2 separate regions of the Homo sapiens genome follow, and region 2 is linked to region 1. A link is an interaction called in ENCODE POLR2A ChIA-PET data of the cell type or tissue named here. Cell type or tissue: A673. All regions are shown on one strand. Links, peaks and the distances in the headings refer to the core of each region. The heading gives the core; the rest is flanking DNA.

Region 1 (8,212 bases), core at 2,908-5,407:
GAAGGGGAGTAGAAATATTTAAATGATCTAGATTCCAATTAACTCTGCCTCTGATGACTTTAGCTCTGAGTGAATAGCAGACTCTTGTAAATTAGGTTAAAAAAATTCAGAGAATAATGAAGGTGGTTGGGAGTGGAATAGGTTCAGGACCTAGATGCTAAAATGATTCACCTTTTTTTTCCTTCTGTTTTAGCAGCAAAAAGTAAGAAGGAGGAAAGTAAAAATTATAGGTAAATTCTGTGTTGTTGTTGGATGCACCCTGATTGGTGTCTACAAACCAGGAGCAATTAATAGCAAACATACTCTAACACATTTTGTAGGTATTTTTCCTGAAAATTGCTCCTTTGTTTGGTGTTGATTTTTGTTAAATTGTGATAAAACTTAATATCACATAAAATTAACTATGAATAATTGTGGCTTTTAGTACGGCCTCTATCTAGTTCTAAAACATTTTCATCATTCCAAAGTAAAACCCTGGACCCCTTAAGCAGTCTCTCCCCATTATTCACTTCCCCTAGCCCCTGGCAATCACCAATCTGTTTTCTGCCTATAAATTTATGTGTTCTGGATGTTTCATATCAGTGGAATCACACAATATGTGACTTACCGTATCTGGCTTTCACTTTACATAATATTTTTGAGTATGCATTGTAGCATGTGTCAGTGCTATGTTTCTTTTAATGGTTGAATAATATTCCATTGTAGTTTTATACCATGATTTATCCATTCATTCACTGGTGGATATTTAGGGTGATTCTGCCTTTTGGCTATTGTGGATAGTGTTGCTGTGAACATTGGTGTACATGTATTTGAATACCTGTTTTCAATTCTTTTGGATAAATACTTTGGATTGGAATTGCTGTATTATTTGGTAATTCTATGTTTAGCTATTTGAGGAACTGCTAAGCTGTTTCCACAGTAGCTGAATCATTTTACATTCCTATTAGCAATGTATAAGAGTTGTAATTTCTCCACATCCTTGCCCACACTTGTTATTTTTAATTTTTTATAGGTGTTGATTTTAAGCTTTAAAAACCTCAAAATTTTACTGAAAGTGATGCTTTTATAAAAGTTTGATGGGACATAACAGAAAATCAAGTATATTAATGCCTATTATAGAAACTAATAAAGTCTTTAAGTAGGGAAATATGAAGATCAAAATAGTATTTAATTATGAAGTTTATTGAGTGAATGATGGCAGAAGATTCATAAATATGACTGAGAAGCTTGCAATTTTACATGAAAGATATATGTGTTATAGGTAATACAGTATACAGTATTATGTATGTCTGTATTAGTTCATTCTCACGCTGCTAATAAAGACATACCTGAGACAGGGTAATTTACAAAGGAAAGTGGTTTAATTGACTCACAGTTCAGCATGGCCTGGGAGGTCTCAGGAAACTTACAATCATAGCAGAAGGGGAAGCAAACACGTCCTTCACATGATGTCAGGAAGAAGTGCTGAGCGAAGTGGGGAAAATGCCTTTTATAAAACCATCAGACCTTGTGAGAATTCACTCACTATCACAAGAACAGCATGAGGGTAACTGCCCCCATGATTCAGTTACCTCCCACTGGGTCCCAACCACAACATATGAGGATTATGGGAACTACAATAGGAGATTTGGTTGGGGATGCAACCAAACCTCATCAGTGTCTTAATAGTTAAGTACACATAAAACATTACTTATGTATTTCATTAAGATTATATAAAGCTTGTTTACCTAAGCTGCCATAATTTATTCATTATAGAATAATTATGTTACAGAAAATTTAGAAAATTGATGAAAGAAAAAAATACCACCCTAAACTCCACTACACTATTCAATTTCATCGTAGAATTTAAATTTCCTTTAAGCTTTTCAAAACTTTTGTTTTCTAGCAGTGTTTATACTGCTAGAGTAAATAACAATATATATATATAGTTATTTCCACATATTTCTCATGCTATTAAATAGCCTTCATATCTTGACTGATCGTATAGTATTACATTTAGTCATTATATCACAGCTATTAAGTATATTTAAAAACCTGTTGATTTTAATTGGGATAATTAGAAAAGTATCATGAAGGAGATAGCTTCACTTTGCCCACCTCATATACTTCATTTCTTGGCTTATGTGTCATCTCCTTTGGGAAATGATTTCTATGACTTCTCAGATTGGCATAGGTTTTGTGATTCAACCCCACAGTGCCCTTTATTTTTCATTCATAGCTCTGGTTTGTAATTCTACTAAAATTCTTAGTTGTGTGAGTGGTTAGGAACTATGTCTTCTGCCTACTCTACTCCTTTTACTCAGGGCAGTGTCTGATGTTTATCATTGCTTAATAAGCTTGTTGGATGGATGAGTGAACGTACAAATAAGGAGAGGAAGTCAAGAGTGTGAACAAAGGCACTGAAACATGTGCTGCTGGGGTGTTTGGGGAAACACGTAGGCTTGGGAGCTAAAGATCAGCAGTGAAATATACTGCTCTGTGTTTGAGAATGAGAAGATATATATGGGACAATGTCACTGGAAGATGAACCTAGAAAGAGTTGTGTTTACATTAGGGAGGTTTATATGCAAAATCTAGGCATTTATATTTTCTTCTGTCACGTTTATAAATAAATTAAAATATTATATTGTCACAAAGTTTTAAATGGAGACATAACATATTATAATCTATGTTTTAGCATGACACCTTAGTATCACACAGCTCTGTGTTGCAGTAGGTAAAGTCCAGAAACTGGAATGTCAATTAAGAGACTACTTTTATTACCAAGGGCATTGGTGATGAATTTATGAATCTAGGTTACTTCCATGGGAGTACATTAGCTATAAAAGCTCTTTGAGGAAGTGTGATCCACGAGGTTTAGACAATCATTAGCTGGTAGATTTTGGGAAGAAAGCAGAGCATGGGATGATTTAGGATTATAGAGTGAATCAAGCTGGTGTCTGTAGATTTTAGGCTAAAGATAAATAGGTTTTATTGTTATCTGCTTGACTCAAGATACTGTTATGGATCTCCACTACAGATTATAAGTTGGCCACATTTTTCTATACAAGACTGAATAGTAAATATTTTTGTTTTTGTAGGTCATATGGTCTCTGTCACAGCTACTCAGCTGTGCTATTGCAGTGTGAAAGCAGCCACAGACTCTATATAAACTAATGGTCATATATGTGTTCCTCTTATACTTCATTTATTAAAACAGGTAGCAAACTGGTCTTGGCCCATGGGGCTATAGTTTGCTGACCCTGGTTATATTACTGAGGTTTTATTTCAGATTATATTATTAAATTATAGTAGATCCCATTGCAGGTGATGTGATTTCCTTCAACAAGGAGCACCAATCACAAGTAGGACTAGAGATATAGACTGTTATATCTATTAGGTTTCTTGATTCCCCTCTCCCAGATATTTGTGACTAAATGTTGCTAAACAAAATTCATGGGAGGCCATTGTCTTTTACTAAGCTGTTGCACTTGGCCTTAACATGCCAGATCAAACCAGAATGGAGTCACTTGTGCTAGGTGCCATTTAATCAAATTGAACTTTAACATGTGCCAGTTTTCTGAAAAATAGGAGATTCGCAGCAGCCAATCAGAAGGGGCCTATTTTACCTGAGCCTATATGATAAGGAAGTCCCCTGTTTTAACCCTATAAAGAAAGTAACTCAAAAATGACCAGTCTGTTTTTTGTTCCTTCTTCCTGCTTTCTTTACCCCTTCTCTAGCTATAAAATCAACCATCTCTGCTCAGTTTATTGTGGCACTTTTCTACATTTTTAGATGAGATGCTACCTGATTAATGAATCATGTATAAGATCTTTAAATTAGATCTTTAAATGAAATTTGTTGAAGTTTCCTTCCTTCCTTCCTTCCTTCCTTCCTTCCTTCCTTCCTTCCTTCCTTCCTTCCTTCCTTCCTTCTTTCTTTTTATGTCAAGCAAGGCAGAGAAAGGGTGTAGAAAGAACCACATTAAGAAGTTTGATTAGAAAATCTAAAGCATGGGCTGGTGAGGTAGCTCACACCTACAACCCCAGTGCTTTGGGAGGCCAAGGTGGGAGGATTGCTTGAGACCAGGAGTTTAAGACCAGCTTGGGCAATATAGCAAAAACAAAAACAAACACCCAACATATATACGAAAAAACACACTGGGCCTGATAAACCCATGCCTGTAGCTCTAGCTACATGGGAGGCCAAGGCAGGAAGATCACTTGAGGCCAGGAGTTTTGAAGCTGCAGTAAGCTATGATCACACCACTGCACTTCAGCCTTGGTGACCAAGTGAGACCCCATCTCTAAAAACAACAACAACAAAAACTAAGTGTAATGGAAACTAGGTAGACGTACAGGGACTAGAGATTATCTGAGTGTTAAGAGCAGGTTTCTTGGACACAAGGAGAGTAGAAAATGTGGAAGTATAAATGCTATGTCTTGGAATAAAGACCTTCTAGAAATAGGTCTAATTCTACAGAGTCAAAGAATTGTACAGCCAAGGAATTGGGATGAAATAATGGAAAATAAACAAGATTCTAATGTGGAAATTAACCATGAAGCCAGGTGAAAAGCATCGGCTTTGGAATCAGACTACCTGGTTGGAATCCTGTCTCCATAATGTTTTGACTTGGGATGAATTTTCAGTCTCTTTCAGATTAGCTTTAATTTTCTCATCTGAAAAAGAGAGTTAATACTACTTTTAGGATTATTAAGAGACTGTGTCTGTTGAGTGCCTGGTATGATACCTGACTCACATTACTCTAAAAATGGCAACTAGTATTATCATTATCATATTAATTCCATTTTATTTTTATTGCATTATGGCAAAGAAGTAGCTATCAAAGCTGTTATGAATAGGATGTTGGACTGGATTCTAAATTCCCTTCCCTATGTAGGACTCCTTTTTTATTGATATTCCAGATTTCTTCAGTGATATTAATTTATTTTTCTGAATTGACAGTTTAAAGCAAAAATAATAAATAATGATTTTATGGGACTTCATGCAAAACGATTGTGGTTTGTTTGTTTTTTTTTTTTAAATACAGAGTCTTGCTCTGTTGCCCAGGCTGGAGTGCAGTGGCATGATCTCAGTTCACTGCATCCTCCGCATCCGGGGCTCAAGTGATGATCCTCCCACCTCAGCCTCCTGAGTAGCTGGGTCTACAGGTGTACACCATCATGCTCAAAACAATTGTTATTAGTAAGATGTGAAACTCTTCTCTTCCTCCTCCTCTCCCTCCTCCTGCTTTTCTGTCTTTAAATTAAATCACAAATTTAGATCGTGTCTGATTGTAACACATCAAAAATATTACTTCTTTTCATGAAATAGTACAGTAACAGGGTCAATGTTTTTCATTGGTTTATTTCAAAATAGGAAAGCGTTAAGAGAATCAGGCGGTGGACCATGCAGAGTTAAAGTTAGAGGAGATTGCTGTTTGTGATAATGACATTTCCTTCACTTCTGTTGAAAGCTATTCAACACGAACATGTGACTCTTTTACTAATTGTAATGCATTACAGTACCCCATAATCTATGAGAATGTTCACCTCTGCACTCTGCCTGTCCAGCTGTTGTCTAGAACAATTATCAGCGAGTTATTATTCCGGTATGAGCTGTGTCATGCTCGAAAGTGGGATGAAAAAAATGTTAATGAGCATGCATGAATGTTGGTTGATGAAGGTTAAGTGGTTGCAGATATGCCCTCTGCATTCTTTCCTATGAATGTTCAGACTGAGGCAATGGGTTCTGATGAGGGATTACAAACAAATGGTGCTGATTGACAGTTCTTGATTTAACATTAAAATGGTATCTAAAGGCAAATTCTGTGTTTCAGCTGAATAATAGACACAATGTTGTTGACCCCTGGGTGCAACTCAACACTTCAGCATCCATTTTATCTTAAGAGTTTTTTTCCCTTATCGTACCAGATTTTCAAATGTTCTCATTTTTGTATTACATTTTATTTTAAAGTTGTGCCTGGCAGTGGTGGTATAGTTAAAAAAAATAACATATCCGTTATGTACTTACATTTTTAGAAGAATAACTTTGCAATTTTAAGTATGATTGAATTAAAATATTGTACACAATAGCTGTCTAAGTAGGTAAGCATGGGCCAGTACTCATCAGCAACATGTTTGTTTCTCTTTGTGTGTTTGCATGTATTTTAAATGACTCAAGTGCTTTTTTAGCATTTGTTTATTTGTGTGCTACTTCAAATTAGCTGTCTATATACTCTTTAGGAACTTTTAAAATTTATTGTTGTGAACATTGTGTTTCATATGCTATCTATTGAGCATAAACTTCAAATACTTCTCTTTTTTTGGAAGAAATGAACAATGTAAAGAATGGTATCAGGTAGTGTTCGGGAGGTTTTTTTCTCTCATCACTTTCCCCATCATTAATAATCTTGAACTTGGTGCATTGTATCCAAACTGGATTCTGTGCTTTGTAAACTGTAAAATGTTGTGCAAATATTTGTTTTTACTTAACCATTTTAGCTGAAAGGACAATATAATAGGAACACAATGCTTTGCAACATGTAACAGAAGTACAAAAAAGTGGAAGATTGTTCAATCATCATAGGATTGTAAAGTTACTAGATCATAGCTATCATTTTCTCATTTAATAGATGAAAAAAATCTGAGCGCTAAGTATGGAAGCCATAAAAGTGTTGCCAGTAGAGATATCATTTGACATATTTGGGTTATTTGTTGATCATTGAGAAATATTTTCTTATTTTTTATGTCCACTATGGAGACAGCTCTCTGTAACTCACTGCCTACTTAATGTATAAGCTTTCAGTAATAAGCCAGAGTGTTCGTCTTCATTTTTTCTTCGTAAGCATATTTTTAATATGTGAAGCTTTCATTTAAATTTTAATTCATAGATTTTTAATCTTTTTTTGGTAAAATTATAATTGTTATGGAAAATACTTGTAAATTAACCTTGAGTCATGAAGGAAACAGGACAGAAATACTCACCTGTACCTCTTGACCCTGGTTCTCATGTCAATATTCCTCTGTGGAAGAGGGCCTCCCTATTTCCTAGCCCAGCAGCTTTGTGCTTAAGGACTATTTCTTCTCAGAGCTCTGTGATTCCTATTGTATTAAGTGCTTAAGTCTTAGTGCTAGTGTGGCTTTTTTTTTTTTTCTGTCAGCAAGTGAAATTGGATATACAAGTCATATTCCCTCAAGGCTAGCTGCTACTTAGTACTATGCCTAGGATTGCAGCTATCTGCTATCAGTAAGCAGGGCTCTCGTTTTGGTTACTGGGTCCATCATGGCAAATCATGCAGCCAGCTGAACAGTTATTCAGCCAAGCAGCAAATAACATTGGATGCCTCTCCCATGAAAGGTACTGTCCTAGCTCCTGGGATACAGTGCTGAGCAGATAACTTCTTGCTTTCCTATAGTATATAATCTAATGGAGAAGACAGAAAATAAATAGGCCAACAAAAATGACTGTAGTTTTTGAATGTGCTATGAAAGTAAATGAGCAAGGTATGATGAGGGGTGTGTTTAGAGAGGATAGTCATGGAAGGTCCTCAGATTGGAAAGAATCTGTGATCTAGGATCCATCAGAAGTTTAGTGTGACTGGAGACAAGGGCAGGAGATGAGATTTGAGGTGTGGATTTTTTGGAAAATCTTCAAAGAAACATTTGAGTTGTTTTGAAGCATGAGTATATGATTTTTGAAAGCAGGGAGGAAGGTGAGGGCCAATCCAGCAGTAGGAGTGGTAGGGGCAAAGGAAGCATTGGTACAATATTGAAATACCCCTAGCTTAGGGCATAGTTATGTAGATGTTGATGATGGTGTTGCTGGCCCGCAAGAGGGAGTGGTGGTGTTACAAGTTAGTTAGTGGCCAGTTATGAGCCTGGAAAGATTGATTACTAAGGGCAAGTTCTTTCCACATGTTTTGCCTCTCTCCTTTCTAAAAGGTTCTAAAAGGAGGTATAAAGGATAATAGCCCCCCCCCTTTTTTTCTAACACACAGAAAAGTTGCTAGAAACAAGTTAGTGTTAAACATAGTAGTTTTTAATTCAACTATGCATTAATAATAAATGTATATATTTAAACAAACTATCAAAAATCCCATTGTACACAAGGTATGGGTAGCAGTAGAAGTCAAATCTATCAATTTTTCTTTCCAAATTTGAGTCCTTACGATTCTGCTTCCTTGTGAAGATTGGTTATGTGTGATAATTTTTGAAACAAGTGTTCCTATTC
Region 2 (6,556 bases), core at 1,658-4,157, 86 kb after region 1:
GAAGATCACGAAGATGCTTAGTTTTTATTTTAGGGTTTAAATTTAAATTATTACCATGTGACTAAATAAATGGAATATTCTTTAAATGTCATCCAGATTTGTGCTGAATACCTCAAAAATATCCCCAAACCTTGCACTGTAACTGCAAGGGAGTTTTACTGCAGACTGACAACTAGGCCATGATTTATTACAGGATCCACTTTTAACATTATTTTGTCTGGAATGAACAGAGTGGTTGGAGAAACTCCATCCATCTTTTGTTTATTTGACATTTATGCCACGTTAAATGTACCTTAAAGAAACAATACATAAATAGGAAATTCTGTTTAACGGTGATGATTACTCATCAGTAAGATAAATCTCTTGACAGTAATACAAAAGAAATCCTGTCAAGCACTGACTGTTAAAGTTTAAATAAAGCATACTTTTAACCTGAAGATATTTTTAAAGCAAATATTTTATTTTCTTTCCAAGATTTAGCGTTACAAAGTTTACATAAGTTGTTACTCATCTTCAACAAAATTAACACTGTATTCCAAGCTTTACTTGTTCTAGCTCAGAAACTGATTATGATATGAGTGAGTATGATATGAGTAGGAGTAGAATGTGCCTTTTTAGTTGGTAATTTTCATTAATGAAATGAAAAAAATATTGAGCAAATGGATAAGGACCTAATACATTTTATGCTTTGATGCTTTTGGAAGACTTTTTAAAAGATGGTTAGAGAGAGGGGAGGGAGAGAATAGAGTAGTTGAGGCAGGAAGAGTATCTTGGCAGCATTGTGAAATTTTTCTAGAGAATGTTAGAGCATAAATGAAGAATCTCTGCCCTGGAGTTTAGAGCTGCATAGTAGTTTATAAATGAGACACCATGCATGATCAACAACATGCTTCTTTTCTGAACCTCTTATTTATTAGGCTTAGTTTCAAATTTATTTACATGAAAGTTTGAGTGGTGTCTTTCAATTGTTAAATACCCATTTTGAAATGATAGGAATATTGTGCTTCCCTTTACTATTCAGTGAGTGTACTTTTTAATACTAGATTGTTCCCATTATGCTGCTTGCTACTCAGTTGATGTTTTCAACAAGACAACCCATGGTAGCACCCTCCTCCTAAATCAGTGTTTAGCTTTATAATGGTCTCTGAATAACTCGAATCTGTGTTTGACTTGAGTATTTAACATTTATTAAACTAAGTTGCTACAAACTACATTGTTTTCCATGATTCTAAATTCTGAATTCTCATTGCTTACAAATAAAGACCAAGAGCAATCCAGTTGGTTGTTCTTCCGTCATTGAGATTTCTTGATACGTTAATCCTAGCAGTTGCTGGCTGTTTAGCTATATCACAGATACTATTGGAATACTCTTTCTAGGCTTTACAAATTGTGAAGGTAGATGGTGATTGTCTTAACGTTCCAAACAGTCTACAAGGGTGTAGACTAGTAAAAATGGGTTGCCGAGAATTCAGAGTAGGAACAGTGTTCCCCAAGTAGTCATTGCTGTAAATGAGGGTGGGTGAGATAAAGGATCTTTGCTACTAGGGTGCTTTTTAACAAAACAGAATACAACTTTCATGTTAACTTTTGGTGGCTGTGCAAAGAGAAAACTGTTTGTAAAAGTTTGCTGCTTTTAATCTGGCCTTACCTATTTAAGATGATAGTATGAATGAAATTATAGGATTGTAACGAAACTTAAAGATTGTATTTGACATTCATGAGTCTATATGTAAAAACAGAAGCCCATAGAATGATTCCAACTGACCCAAACACACAGAAATAACTCTGAAATGAGATTATTACTACATTTCTCCACTCTTCCAGTTTTTAAAAATTAAATTGTACTGTGTCTACTAACTCTTAGTTCCACTATAATGTATACTTAACATTTTTAGAGTAAAAAGTGAATTTAGAGTTTCTATGTTGTTTCATTTTCTTATTTTACCTGTGTGAAAGCTAAGGTCCAGTAATGTGCTCAAGACTATTAATTAGTCAAGGACATGTTTTAACATTGCCAAATCATCCACGTATGTTAGTGACTATTTGTCTAGGTAGTCAATGGAGTCATGTTTTTGAGGCATCCTCTTGTAAAACACTCAGCTCTATGTTGTGAAATCTGTATTTCTTTTAAACAAGGTACCAAATCATGGACTAAGTGTTCATATTCAGTCTGTTTTTAAAGTACTGGGAACCACTGTATAAGTTGCATGTTGTGTAGGTCAGCATAGCATTTGAACCTATTACATGTGTCATGATGTGAAAGTAAAGCTGTCTAGGTGGGTAGCTCACTGTTCCCGGCTCTATGATAGTTTTTGAATCAATAAGTAGTCAGTATGTTAATATGTCTGATGGTACGGAAATCTCCCATTCTTCCACTACTGGACTTTAACAGTTATTTGGTATTTTTCTGATAGTGATAGAATATTTAGTGAGGTTGGATTTTTTAAAATATTACTTATGGGAATTTATTTAGGAGCCAATTTTAAAGTTGGAAATTCTTGGAAAGGAAGCAAGTAAGTAGTACTGTGCCCAATTAGGTATGCCTTGAATTTCCAGCTGTAAATTAAATTCTGGTAGAAAAGACTGATTTTTTTTTTAACCCTTTATTTGTATCTCTGCTCTAAATGATTACTTAATGGTAGGGAATGCTACCAGATTACCTATTAGTCCTGTGTTCATACCACTCCTCCTTGCCAATACTTTCTATCCCAACACTACACAAAACCCAAGCTAACTTTTATCATTGTTGAAGTTTTAGCTTAACTACCTCTCCCTGTGATTGCACTCCTTGGCCATTTCAGATTAGGATTGGTCCACCCTGGTCGTCTCAAGCCCGTAACCTCTTTTCATTCATTCTACATACCTGTTTATGTTAATTTGATCAACTAATTAGCTTTGGGAGGAAAGGGGTCACAAGTTGGTGCCCCAGTTTATTCCTCTGAGGTTTAACCATGTATTTTCAATAGGTATCTTTCAGGGATAAAAAGTTGGTTCTTGGAGAGCAAAAATGTCTTACTTGTTTAACCAGTTTTTAGGTGTAAAACACAGATATGCATACAGTATATAAACATAAATGCATCACCTTTGTGATTTTAAAATTTTATAGGTGCAGTTAGGAAAAAAATGCCTAAAAACTTCTTAGGGGGCAATCATGAAAAAAAATAATGAAAGCACTGTTCTATACATAGATAGATAAATGTATATTCTTTCAAGACATTTCCACCTGGGTACTACTGAAAAGCTTCAAATTTACCTTGTCCAAAACAATTTTCTTCTTTGGCCACCTCACACAAATCTGTTTCTCATCATTTCTGACATGGTAGTTAACAGCATCACCTGGGTTTCCACACCCACATGGTCTCATTGTCCCCATTTCCCAGGCACAACCTCCATTCAGACTGCCCTCTTTCCCTGCCTGATTATTGCCATGGGTTTTTAACTCACTCTTCATGCTTCTCTTAGTACTCTTGCCCTAATCTTTTTAGCCACACTCACTGGAGGGAGCTTTCTAAAATGTATATCTGATCATCTCTCATCTAGTTGGAAAACTTATATTGCTTCAAAATCAAAATCCTACTTCCATTGCATGCCATTATCTTTCCTTTTATTTTTTGGTCTTTTCAGATTTATATCTTTGCCATGTCCCTACATGCCTTCCCTAATACAGATACACTTTAATTCTGGAGTCACTCAGCTGCCTCAGAGGTGTCATATCCTTCCTCATCTATAGCCCTTGTAAATGCTGCTCCATGAGCCTGTGTTAATGCACTTTTGTATTTTTTCTTTCTTTTCCCTAAGCCCATACAACTTCCTGTCTTTGAAGTCTCAGTTCCATTGTCATGTCCTCCTAAATGAAAGTTGTGATTATTTTTACTATACTATTTGTCACACCAAGGCAAATACGTATATTTTTTAACTAAACAGCTTCTTGAGGAAAGTCTATGTTTTATTTGTTGTTAGGTCTCCAACTACTACAGTAGCTAGTAGGCATTCTATGGATATGTGCCAAGTGATAAATGGATGAATGCCAAGGATGTTTAAATACTACTATTAAATAGACTCATAGGTTACTCTGTTTTCCTAGGCATTTTCCATATTTTTTTCTATAAAACATTGCATGCTCGATTAAACTTATTCCTTTTTTGCGACAAATAATGATTTTCACCAAGCAGCAAGTCAAAAGTAGTTTTTCGAGTATTTAAATATTTGTTTTTCAAAAACGAAATCAACTAATTTTACAACTTTTAGTCCTTATCTACAAAATACAGTATTAATATTATTTAAGTAGACAGAATATCAACATACTTATGACTCTGTGTTTTTTCTCCCTCCTGTTCTATTTAGCTAAAGGACACAAAATCAGCAGATCAGAAAACAACGCTACTTCATTTCCTGGTAGAAATATGTGAAGAGAAGTACCCTGATATACTGAATTTTGTGGATGATTTGGAACCTTTAGACAAAGCTAGTAAAGGTTTGTGCCTTTTTAAGAAACATTTCATGGCTCTGATCTTCAGTGCTAAAAGACTGAAAATTATACCTTTTATTTGTATGTACTTTCCACTTTCTCACAGTGTTTTCATACCCAATATCTCATTTTAAAAATAAAGAGAGTTGTAGGATATTATGAGTTGTCATGATTGGAGCTATGAGTTTAATTTGTTTAGTTAGATGATGAGGCCTTATATTATAAAATACTTTGTTTTACAGTTTAAACCTTGTAGATACCTGCTAGCCCTACCTTCTACTGCTAAATCTCCTGCACTTTTTGGCCAGGGTGATGCTCTCTTGATTCAATGTCATTCATAGGCACTGATAGCCTATTACATACCTGATACCAGAACCAGCAATCAGTGTCCCTCCCTACTTACCTGAGTACCAAATCTATCTCTGCCCAACTTGTTGGTGCTCTCTTTTTTTGTTATAGAAGACACCATACTGCCAGAGTTTCATTTCACTCTTTCCTAATGCCCAAATTTCTAACCTGATTCTAGTCTCAATTGTGGGCTTAGATCAGGTCATAAAGGGTCATAGAACGGATAGAGCTATTATTAATACTTGGTTATAATATGATTTAAATATAATTTTTTGACTACCTTAATAATTCAATTTTCTTTTTCTTTTTCTTTTTTTTCCTTTTTTTGAGATGGAGTCTCGCTCTGTTGCCCAGGCTGGAGTGCAGTGGCGTGATCTTGGCTCACTGCAAGCTCCGCCTCCCAGGTTCATGCCATTCTCCTGCCTCAGCCTCCTGAGTAGCTGGGACTACAGGCACCCGCCTCCATGCCTGGATAATTTATTATATTTTTAGTAGAGACGGGGTTTCACCATGTTAGCCAGGATAGTCTCGATCTCCTGACCTCCTGATCCGCCTGCCTCAGCCTCCCAAAGTGCTGGGATTACAGGCATGAGCCACCGCGCCCGGCCTCAATTTTCATTTATATTTCACATTGATTCTTTCAACTTTACTTGGTGTCAAACAACCAATTTATGAATACATTTTGGAAAACAACTCATCTGGAATGCTGGAATATCTGTATTCTTTTTTTGTTGACTACTAGTCATTAGTAATATGAAATTGTCTTTATAACCTCTTTATTTTCTTTTTAATATTGGAATTCATCAACTTGAAGGATATTTTATTGTTTTCCATATTAGAGTGAATATTTCTTCTTTAAAAAAAATTAATTTTATCTTTTCCTGCTCCCTTTAAATTGTTCTTCTTCTATAAAATGAGGATTATAGAACTTTATTGACAAAGAAGCATGTGATTGGATGAGATGTTCTTTGAAACTTTGTTCTGAGATGTATGTTTCCTTGAAGTAAATATTTCATATGGCCTGTCTTGATTTGTAAGACAAAAAATAAGCCTTTTACTTAAATTTTCACTAATAAATCCTAGTGTTCCAATGAATTATTGAATTACTCACTTTACCCCTCTGCAACCTGAAAATGTCCTTGCTATAAGAAGAATCTTCCCATATATATAGTTATAGATGTTTTAATAGGATTCAAGAAGGGAAAATAATTGAAATTATTTTCTTGTGTTAAATCACCTGAGATAGGGCAAAAGGGCATTGAACTGAATGGGTTGTAAACATTCAGAATCACTCAGTGATATTCAAAATAACTTTTACCTCAGGGAAATCAACTCTCCTAAAGAGAGAATTCTGATATTTTGGATTTTTTGACCAAATGGGATAAAAAAAAATTGGAAATGAGTATTCTTGATGGACATTAATCAGTTTGATAGATAACGGAGTAGTGGATGAAAACATGGTAGGTACAAAGTGCCTTGAAATACACCGGGAGTTTTTTTCCTGGGGAAAAACATGGTTGAGTAGATGTATTTTTTATTGTAGAATTTATTGTTTAGCAGGTTTTGCTGTAAATGAAGTTTTTGAAATATTTATGTTGACTCATACTTAAAATTCTTTATTGATATTATAATTTGTTCTTTAAAAATATTTACCTTTGATAAGGACTTGCAGAACTGTAACTTGGTTTGGTTCTTCTGGGTATTTTTCTTTTTGTTGTTTTTGTGTTTCAGCAGGGCGTT

The links. Peaks named below come from ENCODE experiments on the same cell type or tissue, not always from the same donor. Only the 100,000 strongest peaks of a DNase experiment are listed, where the experiment ranks them.
Region 2: POLR2A ChIA-PET joins it to region 1 with 5 read pairs; 4 of 35 experiments call an interaction of 5 or more read pairs at or near these places.

Annotation. Positions count from the first base shown.
Region 1 is chr13:59,944,544-59,952,755 of GRCh38, reverse strand. All of the region lies in intron 17 of DIAPH3 (diaphanous related formin 3), which reads left to right. Among named protein-coding and RNA genes, the nearest start is that of DIAPH3-AS1, 64 kb to the left of the region's middle. In A673, for the core only: no CTCF peak of the experiment used is centred there; a DNase peak (open chromatin) is centred at 3,885; H3K27ac peaks cover 2,500 bases.
Region 2 is chr13:59,859,325-59,865,880 of GRCh38, reverse strand. DIAPH3 (diaphanous related formin 3) reads left to right here. Exons shown (of 28, transcript NM_001042517.2): 22 at 4,345-4,474. Among named protein-coding and RNA genes, the nearest start is that of DIAPH3-AS1, 150 kb to the left of the region's middle. In A673, for the core only: no CTCF peak of the experiment used is centred there; no DNase peak of the experiment used is centred there; H3K27ac peaks cover 427 bases.